Regions from separate parts of the Homo sapiens genome. Here regions 1 and 3 are each linked to region 2. Evidence: chromatin contacts called from ENCODE Hi-C data. All regions are on one chromosome and are shown on one strand. The core of a region is the stretch at or near the end of the contact, and the rest is flanking DNA. Distances in the headings are between cores, read along the strand shown.

What was found. Hi-C counts contacts between places; a loop is a spot of excess contacts on that map. Pooled maps may share reads with other maps.
Region 1: a map of gastrocnemius medialis shows a loop between it and region 2 (12-fold over the local background). The contact joins the promoter of OSBPL3 here to the promoter of SP4 in region 2. A Hi-C loop is called at or near these places in 3 of 168 maps with a recorded cell type or tissue (CD4-positive, alpha-beta memory T cell, gastrocnemius medialis and naive thymus-derived CD4-positive, alpha-beta T cell) and 15 of 50 pooled maps.
Region 3: a loop to region 2 is called in a map of B cell, with 18 times the contacts of the local background. The contact joins the promoter of PALS2 here to the promoter of SP4 in region 2. A Hi-C loop is called at or near these places in 4 of 168 maps with a recorded cell type or tissue (B cell, CD8-positive, alpha-beta T cell and naive thymus-derived CD4-positive, alpha-beta T cell) and 11 of 50 pooled maps.

What each region holds. Positions count from the first base shown.
Region 1 is chr7:24,978,373-24,982,387 of GRCh38, forward strand. It overlaps OSBPL3 (oxysterol binding protein like 3), which reads right to left and starts at 1,806. Exons shown (of 23, transcript NM_015550.4): 1 at 1,514-1,806. RefSeq lists silencers at 1,196-1,405, 1,456-1,965 and an enhancer at 3,106-3,275.
Region 2 is chr7:21,426,738-21,430,852 of GRCh38, forward strand. SP4 (Sp4 transcription factor) reads left to right here and starts at 1,346. Exons shown (of 6, transcript NM_003112.5): 1 at 1,346-1,521; 2 at 1,940-2,055; 3 at 2,552-4,106. The coding sequence starts at 1,515. RefSeq lists silencers at 280-669, 1,050-1,639.
Region 3 is chr7:24,570,487-24,574,720 of GRCh38, forward strand. It overlaps PALS2 (protein associated with LIN7 2, MAGUK p55 family member), which reads left to right and starts at 2,966. Exons shown (of 12, transcript NM_001303037.2): 1 at 2,966-3,107. RefSeq lists enhancers at 2,115-2,184, 2,205-2,304, 3,170-3,669, 3,615-3,664, 3,715-3,834 and a silencer at 2,445-3,514.

The sequences.
Region 1 (4,015 bases), core at 556-3,055, 3.6 Mb after region 2:
GGGATCAAGTGATGAACAAGACAGACAAGGTCTCTGCATTCCTGGTACTTACATCCTAATGAGGGAAGGCAGATAACCCAATAACCCAAAGAGACAATTTCAGAGAGAAATTTAAGTGCTATGAGCAACAGCAAACGGGTGATGTGGCTTGGCTGGAGGGGATGGTCATTTAGCTTGGATGCATAAGAACCTAGGCCTGCTTGACTGATCTCCTTTAGCCAAGTATAGTCCTTTAGCCAAGGACCTCACCTTGTATGATACTTGCGGGGTACAGTGCAGATGATGAGAAGCCAGGCCTTCGCTTTCACCCATCTGTGGAAGTATCTCTTTTGCAGCTGTAGTTTAAAATATTTCTAAATGCCCTCATCCCAATACTCAAACTCTGAGGGTCAGAGCAACACCTAGGGGGTCTCAAGCACCTCTGCGCAGTACGCAGACACATGGAAACCGACAACTTCACAGTCCCCTCAGCTCCAAGAGTCCCGACTGAGGAGACTGGTGGCTTGTGAGGCGGAGAAGGACAAGCACAAGTGTGCAGAAGGCAGCAAGCAAGTTGCGTTGCCGAAGGAAGGGCGGCGCGCCCCTGCTTAAGAAGTATCTGGACGACCTGCGACAGTGCCCATCAGCGACTCCAGAGGCCACAAACGCTCCCCGGGAAGCTGGGCAGCGCTAAGAGGCTGCCTGGGAGTTTCTGGCTTATGATGACAGTACTTAAAGAATTTACCTGACCACGGAATAAACAGAGACAGAGGTAGGAAAACCCAACTGTAGACAACGTTCAGACAGAGTGCATAAGTCCCTAAGACCCTGAACTAAGACGCTGCAGGGCCTCCAGGAAAGGACCAATGTGAGAGACACTGAGACGAGAGTTAGGGTGAGCCTGAAGGTGATCTGAACAGTAGTAATTGGAAACTAACAAAAAAAAAAAATTCCAGAAGGGGCCAGAAAGCTGATGAATATGTAAATTCAGACAAGAAAGGAATGTGCCCTGGGCCTCCAGCCCAGCACCGGGGAGCTGAGCAAGCCGGGGTTGGGAAGGCGGGCGAGCGGAGCGCCTGCCCCGCGAGCGTTGTCTCAGTCTCTCCGGCGCGCCCCATCCCGCGGATGTGGTAAAGCTTCGCGCTCGCCCCAATTTACCAGGCTTCCTGAGCCTCTAGCCCCGGCGTAGCGCCTCCCCGCTGCCCAGGACAGCTCCGCGCGCCGCGTCCTCCCGCACCTGCGCCGCGGCCCCTGCGCTCGGCTCCTCCTGGCGGTCAATCCTCTGAGCCGTCCCTCGAGGGAAGGTGTCCTGGGGTGGGTGAGACCCGGGTCCTCCTTCCCCGGGAGCTGCAGCCGGCACCCAAGCTCCCAGGCTTGGGTCTGCCCCAGGGCCGGAGCCTCCCCGGGCGACTCGGACAGACCCCGGTCCGGCAGAGAACCGCGGCGCCCCGCAAACAGCAGCCCTTCCGAGCCCGCGCCGCCGCCAGGCCCCCCGACACCCAGGCCCCATTTAGGCGGGCGCCCCGCCACTCACCTGAGCGCTGTGCAGCCGGAGACGCTCCCTAGTTCCCCGGGGCCGGGCTCCGGGGTTAGCGCACAGAACCGGGAGAAGGCAACCCCGGCTTCTCCGGTACCCCCGCAACGTGCAGCTGACAGCTCCCGCACCGGCCGCAGGAGTCGGGGGCGGGGATGGCCACTTGCAGACAGACTGCGGGGCCGGAGCCGCGCTGCGCACCGGCCGCGAAGCGCTCAAGTCCCCTCTCCCGGGCCGGCTGGCGGGCGCCACCAGCACGCGGCCAGTTCTGAGTACTTTGCCCAGAACTTCTCGGCGCGCGCCGCCCGGCGATTAGCCCGAGGAGCCGCGCAAGGGCGGGAGCGCAGGGGAGGGGCCTGAGAGGCCCAGGGGCGGGGCCCCGAGGGGGCGGGAGGGCGGCAGAGTGATGCACAATCTCACCAATCAGAAGTCGCCTTTCGGGAAGGAGGTGGGGCGATGTCCTCGGAAGAAGCCAGCGGATTCCATGACGCGGCGGGGGAACTAGGGACCCCGGATTCCGGATGGGTTGGGAGGGCGGAGGGAGGCGAGTCCTGCGGCGAGGCACTGGGTGGGGCTCCCGGTGGCCCAGCTCGGTGCCTGCGCGCGGTAGGCGTTCGGTAAATGTTCCTCTAGTGGCTTTTCCGGGCCAGGGAAGGAGGAAAAAGTGAGGGCAGCGCGGGAGGGGCAGGTTTACGGAGAAGGCTCCAGGGGACCCTTGCGGTCGCACAGGCTAGGAGAACTCGACCTCCCGAGAAAGTCAGACTGTGGCAGAGGAGTCGAGAACAGAGGAAATACATAGGGAGGCAGCACTCTAGGCACGAGATGACAAAGGACAGCATCAGTGTGAGACCCGGGGCTCGGAGACCGTGACCCTACCTCCAGAGGCAGTCGTGCAGATTCGTGCCGGGGTGATTTTGTTCTGTGCAGTTTATGTGCAAGGGGGTAGGAGGTGGGGAGAGCACCGTCGTTACTATTAAATCTCCCTGAAAGACGGAAAAGTCCACCCGACTTGACTTCCCACTAGCCCAATGGCCTTCTTTGATCCTAGGACGAATGCAAGCAGCTGATGGTTTGGGGTCAGTTTGCAGACTGCAAATGTGTCGAGTGCCGCAGGTGGCGGGTGGGAAGGGCATGAGCATTTAGTGAGCACCTAGTATATGCCAGGAGCAGTTGCGAGCTTGCAACTGTGAGAAAGGCGCACCAGGCTCCAGTACTCACGGGGCTTGCATTTTTTGTGGAAAGACAGACAATAAAGAAGAGAAAATACATATCTATGCAAAAAATAAAAGGCTGACAGACTGTTAGTACTGAGAGGAGGGCCAAGTCCACTTTCGAAAGTGGTTTAGCGCGTGATGGGGCGCTCACCCTGAGGGCCTCTAGGCGAGGGTGGCTTTTACCCAGATTCCTGAGCCTGGGAAAGGAGCTGCCACACCCAGTCTCGCACAGAGCGTTCCAGGCGAAGGGAATAGCAAATACAGGGTATTTAGCCTCCCTGAAGACCCAACTAACCGACCTCACCGAGCTGGGCACCGCGCGTGGCTCGCTGGGCTCAGCGCCTGGGACGGAGTAAGGGCTCCACAGTGTTAAATCCCCCTGCCAACCACCACCTGCAGCGCTCGACGCATTTTCAGTCTCCAAACTGACCCCAATTCAAGGTTTCTGAGACTCTTTCCGGAGCTATTCTGTTCACATTTCATTCACCACGCTCAGATCTTCGCTTTCTGGAACCATCCCCCTCGCGAAATGTCTGGGACTGTCTGTTTCGGATCTGGCAGGCGGCGGGCGAGGGCGGGAGGCGCCAGAGATGCTGCCGAGCAAATCCACTGTCATGCTGCCCACGTCGGCACACGGAGAAGCTTATTGGAGAAGATTTCAAATCGAATGACTCCGCGGTTCCTAAACCACCTCGCAAAGCCCGACCAGCGCCAGGTGGCTGGACGGGTAGTGGAAGGACGCGTCTGGCAGGCGCGCGGACCGTCCAAGGAGGCACCTTGCCCACGCCCAGCCCCGCCGTCGGAGCAGCTTAGACTGGGTTTTCCCAAACCTCCTTCCGTCTTTCTGTAATTTCTCTCTGAGAGAGGCTTGCTCTGTCCTCCTCCTGCCAGTCCCTTTCCTCGTTCAAGCTATTTTCTTTCTTTTTCTTTTGCTCTCCACCTTCAGCCTCTCCGCCTGTTTCTTTAGCATTGGTTTTTCTGTAGGAGACAAGCCTTCAATCCGAAAGGAAGTGATTTGCATAGGGCTTTGTTGTTTAGCATCCCGTTCCGAGCTTTTTCATTAATGTCTTCCTAATCAAATAATAATAGAGTGTACATTCTCTCTCTCTCTCTCTCTCTCTGTGTGTGTGTGTGTGTGTGTGTGTGTGTGTGTGTGTGTGTGTGTACTTGAGGCAGTTAATTGGACAGGATGAGAGAATTATTCACATTGTGCCTTGTCTCCAAGTAAAGGAGGAATCGTACTGTGGCTTTTCATAGTTTCATTTCCTCTTCTACTCCTAAATAAACT
Region 2 (4,115 bases), core at 96-2,595:
TCCACTTGCCCTTACGCTTGCTTACGCTACACCGTAAGCGGGGCTGACCCTTATGGAGCTGGGCTTTTCTTCGCCCGGAGACTCTTGTCAGATAAGGCTTAGAACTCCGCCAACCACTTAGGCTTTTAGGCAAAACGCGATGCAACCCTTCTTAGAAGGCGGGTCACTGCTCTGCACCAGCTGCCAGCCAGAGAGACAACAAATAAAAATGGAAGATCCTTCTCCGTGAGAAAACAGGCCTCGGACTCAAAGCAGGGGGCCTGAGGGGAAGGTGAGCAAAGAAAGGCAAGGCGAGGGCGCTGCTTCAAGAAGCCGGGTTCATTCAAACCCCGAGGACAGCAAACCCCGCCTCCCCACGCCGCCGCCCGCTCAATCGCCGAGCGCTCCGGGTGTGAGCTCGCCCCGCGGGGAGCGGCTTGGAGCCGAGGAGGCGGCGGCAGAGGTGGTTTGGGCAGCCCCGCGCGGCGGATAGGCCCAGGCAAACAACACCCATTCCCCCTCCTCCTCGCTCAGTTCAACTCCCACTCGGCCCCGGCCACGCCCTGCCGCCACCGCCCCCTCGGGCAGCTTTCCGCTCGGCAGCCAGGCCTCGGTCGGGGGCGGGAGAGAGGCGGTGCCTCGAAGAAGGCACCGCGACCGCCGGAAACTACGAGTACCGACAGCCTTCGCGGTAGTGCCCCACCCCCTTTCTCCCACCACTCAGCGCGCGTCACCCTGGGCTCAGCCAATGGAGACAGAGCCAGGGAAAAAGGGCGCCCGGGTCCGGATGCGCCTCAGGAAAGCCATGCTCCCTGCGCGGGGGCAGCGGGCAGTTCACCCAGCGCGCCGACCTGTTGGTGGTCCGCGCGCGCCCACGTCCGCCGCTCTCGCTTGCCTGGATCAAGGGCCCTACTTTTTTCTTTAGTGGCAATTGGAGGGATTGCTGGAGGGGGTTTTTGAGTGGAGGGCGCTGGGAAATGAGTAGGGGGCGGGATATCCTGAGACAACAAGTTTGGCTGTATGGAGGGCCTACCGGCAGCGCTCCTGAGCTAGAACGCCGAGAGAAAGAGCGCCAGAGGAGCCAGGGAGGAGGAGAAGAGCTGCTAAAGGAATAACCCCGAGAAAGGGGGTGGAGAGGAGGCGGCCCCAGCGCCCCGGCCCCCGGCAGGTCGGCGGCCAATCCGCTGGGGGAAGGGGTGGAGAGTCGGAGGCTCCGGCGGAGAGAGGCCGAGGGGGGTGGGGAGTCGGCCAGGCTCGCACCGCCCTGGCCCCGCCCCCGACCCGCGCCGCCGCCCGCGCCGCGCGCCGCCGCTGTCAATCAAGGGCGAGTCAGCCGGGCTCGGGCGGAGAGAGGAGCTGCTACGCCACAGCCCAGCGGCGGCCATTCGCGGAAAAAGAGGCAGAGCCTGTGCCAGCTACAGCCTCCTCCGAGCCACCGCGGGCGGGCGGGACCGGCCTCTCCTCCCGCCTCGCCCCCACCCCCACCCACCTCTATCCCAGTGTCTCCGTCTGAGGGTTTGTCCTGTTAATGCGGGATGAGCGGTACGTATTCTCCACCCCCCTCAGTCTCCTTCGCCGCCTCCCTCTCTCCCTCCCTCCCCAGACCCTGCTCGGTTCTCCCCCCTCCCCCGGGGCCGCTGAGATGCTTTAAGGGGAGGAGGAGAGGGCGGGAGGGAATCGGGGAGGGAAGGAGGGTTGTGTTTTGTCTTAATGTCTGAGAGAGAACAACCTCCTTCTGGGTGTTGCTCTGGAGCCGATGGGTCGGGTTTCAAACCACGTTTTGTGATATCCCCCTCCTCCCTTCCCTCCTTCTCCCCCACCCCCTGCCGGTGTGCGTGGATCGCGGGTTTATGGAGATTAATGTTCGGGGGGAGGGGGGAGAAGAGGAGAGGAAGAAGACGAATAATAATAATCCTAATAACCTGTTGTCGTGTGTGTGTGGTGGGGGGGTTTGTTGCAGATCAGAAGAAGGAGGAGGAGGAGGAGGCGGCAGCGGCAGCGGCGATGGCTACAGAAGGAGGGAAAACCTCTGAGCCAGAGAATAACAATAAAAAACCCAAAACCTCAGGCTCCCAGGTAAAAGCAAACAAATTAAAAAAATTCATCACGACACATTAGGAGAGAGAGGGAGTTATGCCCTTTGAATGTCCAGAAGTAACAGAATAAAATGTTTATCCACTCAAAGCATCTTTCTGAGAGTGTGGAACTTAAATTGTAAATTCATCAAGTTTTCACCTCTTTGAGGGTATAACGCTGTTTAAAATTACATCAGGAATTCAGACTATAAGAAAACGGTGTGTGTGTTCCCAAGGGCATTTTGAGTTTAGGAACATAACACTTTACAAAGTTGTAAAGAAATTTCCTTTTATTTAAACTTGATATTATAGGACTTGCTTCCTTATTCATATAGTTCTTATCTACTTTTGTTCGTATTTCTTTTTGATTTCTGCTGCTTCCTAAATTGTTATGTAGAGCTGTCAAAATAAGTAACCCCCTGGCAACTACTGGCCTCCACTAAATCCGCCCACTTTTTTTCCCCCCCCCCTCTCCTTTACCGTCCCATTTTGGGTAGGACTCTCAGCCCTCTCCTCTGGCTTTACTGGCAGCTACTTGCAGCAAAATAGGGACTCCTGGTGAAAATCAAGCAACTGGACAACAACAAATTATTATAGATCCAAGTCAAGGATTGGTGCAACTTCAAAATCAACCACAACAGCTAGAACTGGTAACAACGCAACTTGCTGGAAACGCTTGGCAACTTGTTGCCTCCACTCCTCCTGCTTCAAAAGAGAATAACGTTTCTCAACCAGCCTCTAGTTCGTCTAGTTCTTCCAGCAGTAATAACGGGAGTGCATCTCCTACAAAAACTAAATCAGGTAATTCTTCCACCCCTGGTCAATTTCAAGTCATACAAGTACAAAATCCAAGTGGTAGTGTACAGTACCAAGTAATTCCACAACTTCAGACAGTGGAAGGTCAACAAATTCAAATCAATCCAACTAGTAGTTCATCTCTACAGGATTTGCAGGGTCAAATTCAGCTCATTTCTGCAGGTAATAATCAAGCTATACTCACAGCTGCTAACAGGACAGCTTCTGGGAATATTCTTGCTCAAAACCTGGCAAATCAGACAGTTCCGGTCCAAATTAGACCTGGTGTTTCAATACCACTGCAGTTACAGACTCTTCCTGGTACTCAGGCTCAAGTTGTAACAACCCTACCAATTAACATTGGAGGAGTGACTCTAGCTTTGCCAGTGATAAACAACGTGGCTGCCGGAGGAGGGACTGGGCAGGTTGGCCAGCCTGCTGCTACTGCTGATAGTGGGACTTCCAATGGGAATCAATTAGTTTCCACACCCACCAACACCACTACTTCTGCCAGTACTATGCCAGAATCTCCCTCCTCCTCCACTACCTGCACAACCACTGCTTCAACGTCTTTGACAAGCAGTGACACATTAGTGAGCTCAGCAGATACTGGCCAGTATGCAAGCACATCAGCCAGTAGTTCTGAACGCACCATTGAAGAATCTCAAACACCTGCTGCTACTGAGTCTGAAGCCCAGAGCTCCAGTCAGCTTCAGCCTAATGGAATGCAGAATGCACAGGATCAATCAAATTCTCTTCAGCAGGTGCAAATTGTAGGCCAACCTATCTTACAGCAGATCCAGATCCAACAGCCTCAGCAACAGATCATTCAGGCTATTCCACCACAGTCGTTTCAACTCCAGTCAGGGCAGACGATTCAGACCATCCAGCAGCAGCCTTTACAGAATGTTCAACTTCAAGCAGTAAATCCGACTCAGGTGCTTATCAGGGCTCCAACTTTAACACCTTCAGGGCAAATCAGTTGGCAAACTGTACAGGTTCAGAATATTCAGAGTCTTTCAAATTTGCAAGTTCAGAATGCTGGGTTATCCCAACAATTAACCATCACCCCAGTGTCTTCAAGTGGTGGCACAACTCTTGCTCAGATTGCTCCTGTGGCTGTTGCTGGTGCCCCAATAACTTTGAATACTGCCCAGCTTGCATCAGTGCCTAACCTTCAGACAGTGAGCGTTGCCAACCTGGGTGCTGCAGGTGTTCAAGTGCAGGGAGTTCCCGTTACAATCACTAGTGTTGCAGGTAAGTTCT
Region 3 (4,234 bases), core at 1,716-4,215, 3.1 Mb after region 2:
AATTCTCAATTTCTGTAGGAGCAAAGCAGGTCAGAAGAGAAAAGAAAATGTAATCACATTAAAAGTGTATGTTGTTTACATTTGAAGGAGGAAACAAAATTGAGTGATGGATGCTCCTGAATTAAGAATCAAAATTCAAATTTTAAATTGAATTACCGTTGGGAGATACTGGGCTGTGGTAAAATTATGATCCCTTTAGAGTAACCTTGAAGGAAATGAAAAGTCAGACTATTAAGGACACTGAAGAGAAAGATCCACCATCATTCTCAATCATATCATTCCCCTTTCTTGGAATGAAGAATTTGTAACCGGTATGGGAAATGGATGGTGGTGTCTCAGTATGATGACCTCTCAGAAAGCTGAGTTGGGAACCAATGATGGGAGTTCCAATGTTTAACTGAGAACACTTTAAATTTATCCTGGCATGTCCCACCTTTAAAGTTTAGAGGAAGGGCAGAATGTTATAAAATGGGAATATCATTTATAAAAGGAAATAGTGTTTCCTTTTATAACTGTATATGAGTATTTGATACAATACTCATCTGACACTGAGAGAGGAACTTCACCGGCAAGAGCTTTCTGAAGGGGAGCAATCAAAGACAGTTATTGGAGCAAAATCATTTTTCTGACTCTAAGAATGAAGCTGAGTCTTACGGCAGTGATAAGCCTCCATCTGATAGCTGCTGTCATTACTTAGAGCACAGACTTGGAACTGCAAATGAAAGATAATTGTTCCTGTATTCCTGCTCCCAAATGCTGGGTCTCTGGTAGATGCAGAGATAAAGCAGTTGGCCAGGAGTGGTGCCAGCTTTAAGTCAGGTAGGTCTGCATGTAATTTGAGGGGCAGAGCCTACCCCAAACCCTCCCTCCCTAAAACTTCCTCAGTTAACATCATTCTACTTGCAGGGAGCAGGGGTAGAGTAGGTTAGGACATTGTTTCCAGAAGACCCTTGAGGAAATAAAAGTGCACTATTAAGGATCACTAACATATCTGGAAATGACATTCATACCCTACCTCCCACCCCAACCCCAGAGAAGCTCAGGGCAAGTAACTAAGTGGCTGGGTCCAAGGGGATGTGTTAAGGTTAAGAGTCAGAAGGGAAAAGAGTTCACAAGCCTGGGTAGGGTACAGCAGGGAGGACCCATGGGTGTCCTGTGAGAAGCAAGTGGGCCTGGGGCAGCAAGAAGGACCTGAAAGGTCTTGCTGACACCCCGAGAAGACAAACCCCATCCTTCCGCTTTGTCTCTGCCTTGGGCTCCGAGCCCACTCCACTTCATTTCATCCAGCCATCCTGACTACAGGGGGCCCAAAGCTACTCTGTGCCCTGGGCACGTTTGAGTCTCCTTAAATGCTTCCAATTACCTTTGCCTGGGTTTGTGGTTCCAGGAAAGAAGGTTCTAAATTAACACTGTACAAGGCCCCCCTGCATGTTGGTTTGCAAAATTAATGATCCTAATGGAAAAGTAAATTAATCTTTGATGCTTGGTTGAGGATAAACACAAAAATCACTGTTTTGGACACTGGACCTTCTTAATACATCTCATCAATAGTATTTTCTCTCTCCCTTCCATGCCTGCCACATTCACAAAGAGAGGAGACAATACAACTTATAACTTCATCTCTGAATCCAAAGGGCCATGATGCACGCATTTATTCTGCAAACACTTATTAATGGTCTGGTTTGTGCAAGGTGCCCAAGAGAAGCCAGGAAAGGCTGCACAGAGGAGGCCACCTCATAACACTCCTCACACGTAAAGTTTGACTTGCACTTTCTACGTTCATGGTTTGAAAAGATTGCAGTAAGCATTTTGTAAAATGTAAATTACATTCTTCAATTTTAGGAAGAACACAATAGTTTTTCCAAAAGCCGCCTGTCACAGGTCTGAGGGTTCACAGAGCTCTTTTAAGGGGATCGGAAGTTCTCTGGCTGCCTTGCTATGTTTTTCTAGCCAGAAGTCTCTGCTGCAGTGCATTGCTCAGTTCCTTTCAACTGAAAAATTAAATCTGCACTTCTGTCAAAATGTGTCATCTACACATCCGGACACTCATCACAGTTCACCAAGCTCTACGCAGAGTCCAGGCTGAAAGGATGGCATGCCCTCCCCAACCCCACCCTTTTGAGGTCTGGGAAGCCCAGGTGCTGGGGAGGAGCTGAACAACTGTGTCCAGGGAGTGTCTGGCAAAGCCGACCCAGGGAGTTCCACGGGAGCCTCGGTGCTATGAAAAGAGCCAGTGTCCATGCATTTCCTCGGGTGTGAATCACACTGCCCGGTCGGGCCTTTGGGAAAAAATTAATGAAGGACACAGTCAGCGCCGTAGAACCTGCCAAATACACATCAGATCCAGTGGAGTCTGTGAAGGGGGAGGGGGAGATTTTTCCAGAGGCTTTTCTTCTCGTTCCATTTCTCTTTTGTGCCCCACGACTGGGTTCTTGAATGTAAAACTCTCAGAAAGGTCAGGGCGGAGCCTGTTTTATGCCCCGAGGAGTATCTTGCCCACCCGTAAATGCTGACAGACAGCTGCGACTTCGGCCCAGGAGACCCGGCGGGGACTGGGTCCGACCAGCCCTCTCTCGCGGGCGCAGGTCCGGGACCCCTGAAGCGAGCCGGCCGGGCGCAGAGCGCAGTCAGTCTGGGCGCTCAGAAGCTGGGAGGGGGCTCCACCTGGGCGCCCAGCCGCGGCGGGAGGGGCGGGGCCCGGCTTTCCGGAGGCGGTGGCACCTCCTCGCGCCCGAGCGCGCGCTCCCCGACGTCCGGCGCACGCGCGAGGCCGGCTGGGAGCGCGCCCAAGCGGCGGCGGCGGCGGCGGCTGGAGGAGGAGGAGGAGGAGGAGGAGGAGGAGGAGGGCGGCTGAGGCGCGGCTGGCTGCGCGCGCGGAGGCAGCGGCGGGGGCGACCGGAGCTGGGGCAGAGTGGGGAGCGAGGGAGGGGGAGGAGAGAGAGGGAGGCGGAGGGCAGTGAGAGACGCATTTCCAGTTCTCAACTACGAGCCACGAGTTTGCAGATGGGGCTGCTCGGCGGCGCCTGTGGCTGAGGGAGAGCAGCGGCGGCGGGGAGCGACCGGGAGCGGCGGCAGCGGCGGCGCGGAGGCGGCTGAGGTGCGAGCCGGTGAGTTAACTGGACCCCCACGCCGCTCGGGTAACGGTCGCGCCGCGCGCCGGGCCGGCCGGGGGCGCCCTGTTGCTCGGCGCGGCGCGCCACGCGGGGACCCTGGCCCGCCCCGCCCCCCTCGGCACCTGGGCTTCGGCGGGCGCGGGGAAGAGGGACCGGCAGGCGGCGGCGGCGGCGCCGCGGTCGGGGAGGCTGCTGGCCGCCCCCAGCCCGGCCCGCGCGGAAGGGGCGCTCGGCCGGGCTCCTGCCTCTCTGGCTGCGGGCGGCTGGGCGGGCCGGAGCTCGGCAACGTGTCTGGCCCATGCTGCTTGCCGCCGCTCCCCACGCGCTCCCCGGCGCGGCCCCGACTGGGGCTAGGGCCGCAGACGCGCGGGGCCCCTTCGGGCGCGGGGCTTGGGTGCCTACACCTCTGCGGCGGGAGTCGCGGTGGAGCCTGAATGGAGAGCCGGCCTGGGGGCGGCGTTGCTGTGACTGACACCTCCGGGGTCTGTCCCGAGAGGGGGTGATTCCGCCGGCTCCCGGTTCTCTCCCGAGCTCGGAGTTGGTAGGGGAGGAGGCTTTCTCCAACTACCGCCGCTACTTCCGAGGTACGAGACTCCAGTTGTTTGGCCAAAGTGGCTGTGGGCCGAGCACAGGCTGCCGCGGGGGCGTTCGCTGCTGAGATCGTGCTCGCGGATTCTCGGTACGTTTGTCTGAAACCAAATAGGTGCTGGGGCTTTTTTATTTTGGCTGGGTGGAGGGTCAGCAGGGGAGTCGATTGAGGTATCCGACCGTGTGGTGACAGGATGTGGATTGGTTGGTAGATGTTTTTTTGCAGAAGGACTTTTTAACACTTTACTGGGAGTTTATTCTCAATCCTACCAGTTTCTGGGATTGCAGCTCGAGATTACATTTGTTAAACTTCCATCAGTTGGGTGTGCATCTGTGTAGGGGGTGGGGGTGAAGCGAGGGAGAGAATTGAAGACTGCCGGGGAAGCTCAGAAAATTCTCCGCATTACTTATAAACAGCCGGGTAAGGTCAGGCTAGCCACGTTTTATTCTTTCCTACGCCTTTGGAGAGTGTTGGAATTTTACTTTGTGCTTCAAGTATATTACAAGTGGTCTTGTAGTGTAGCTGAGAACGT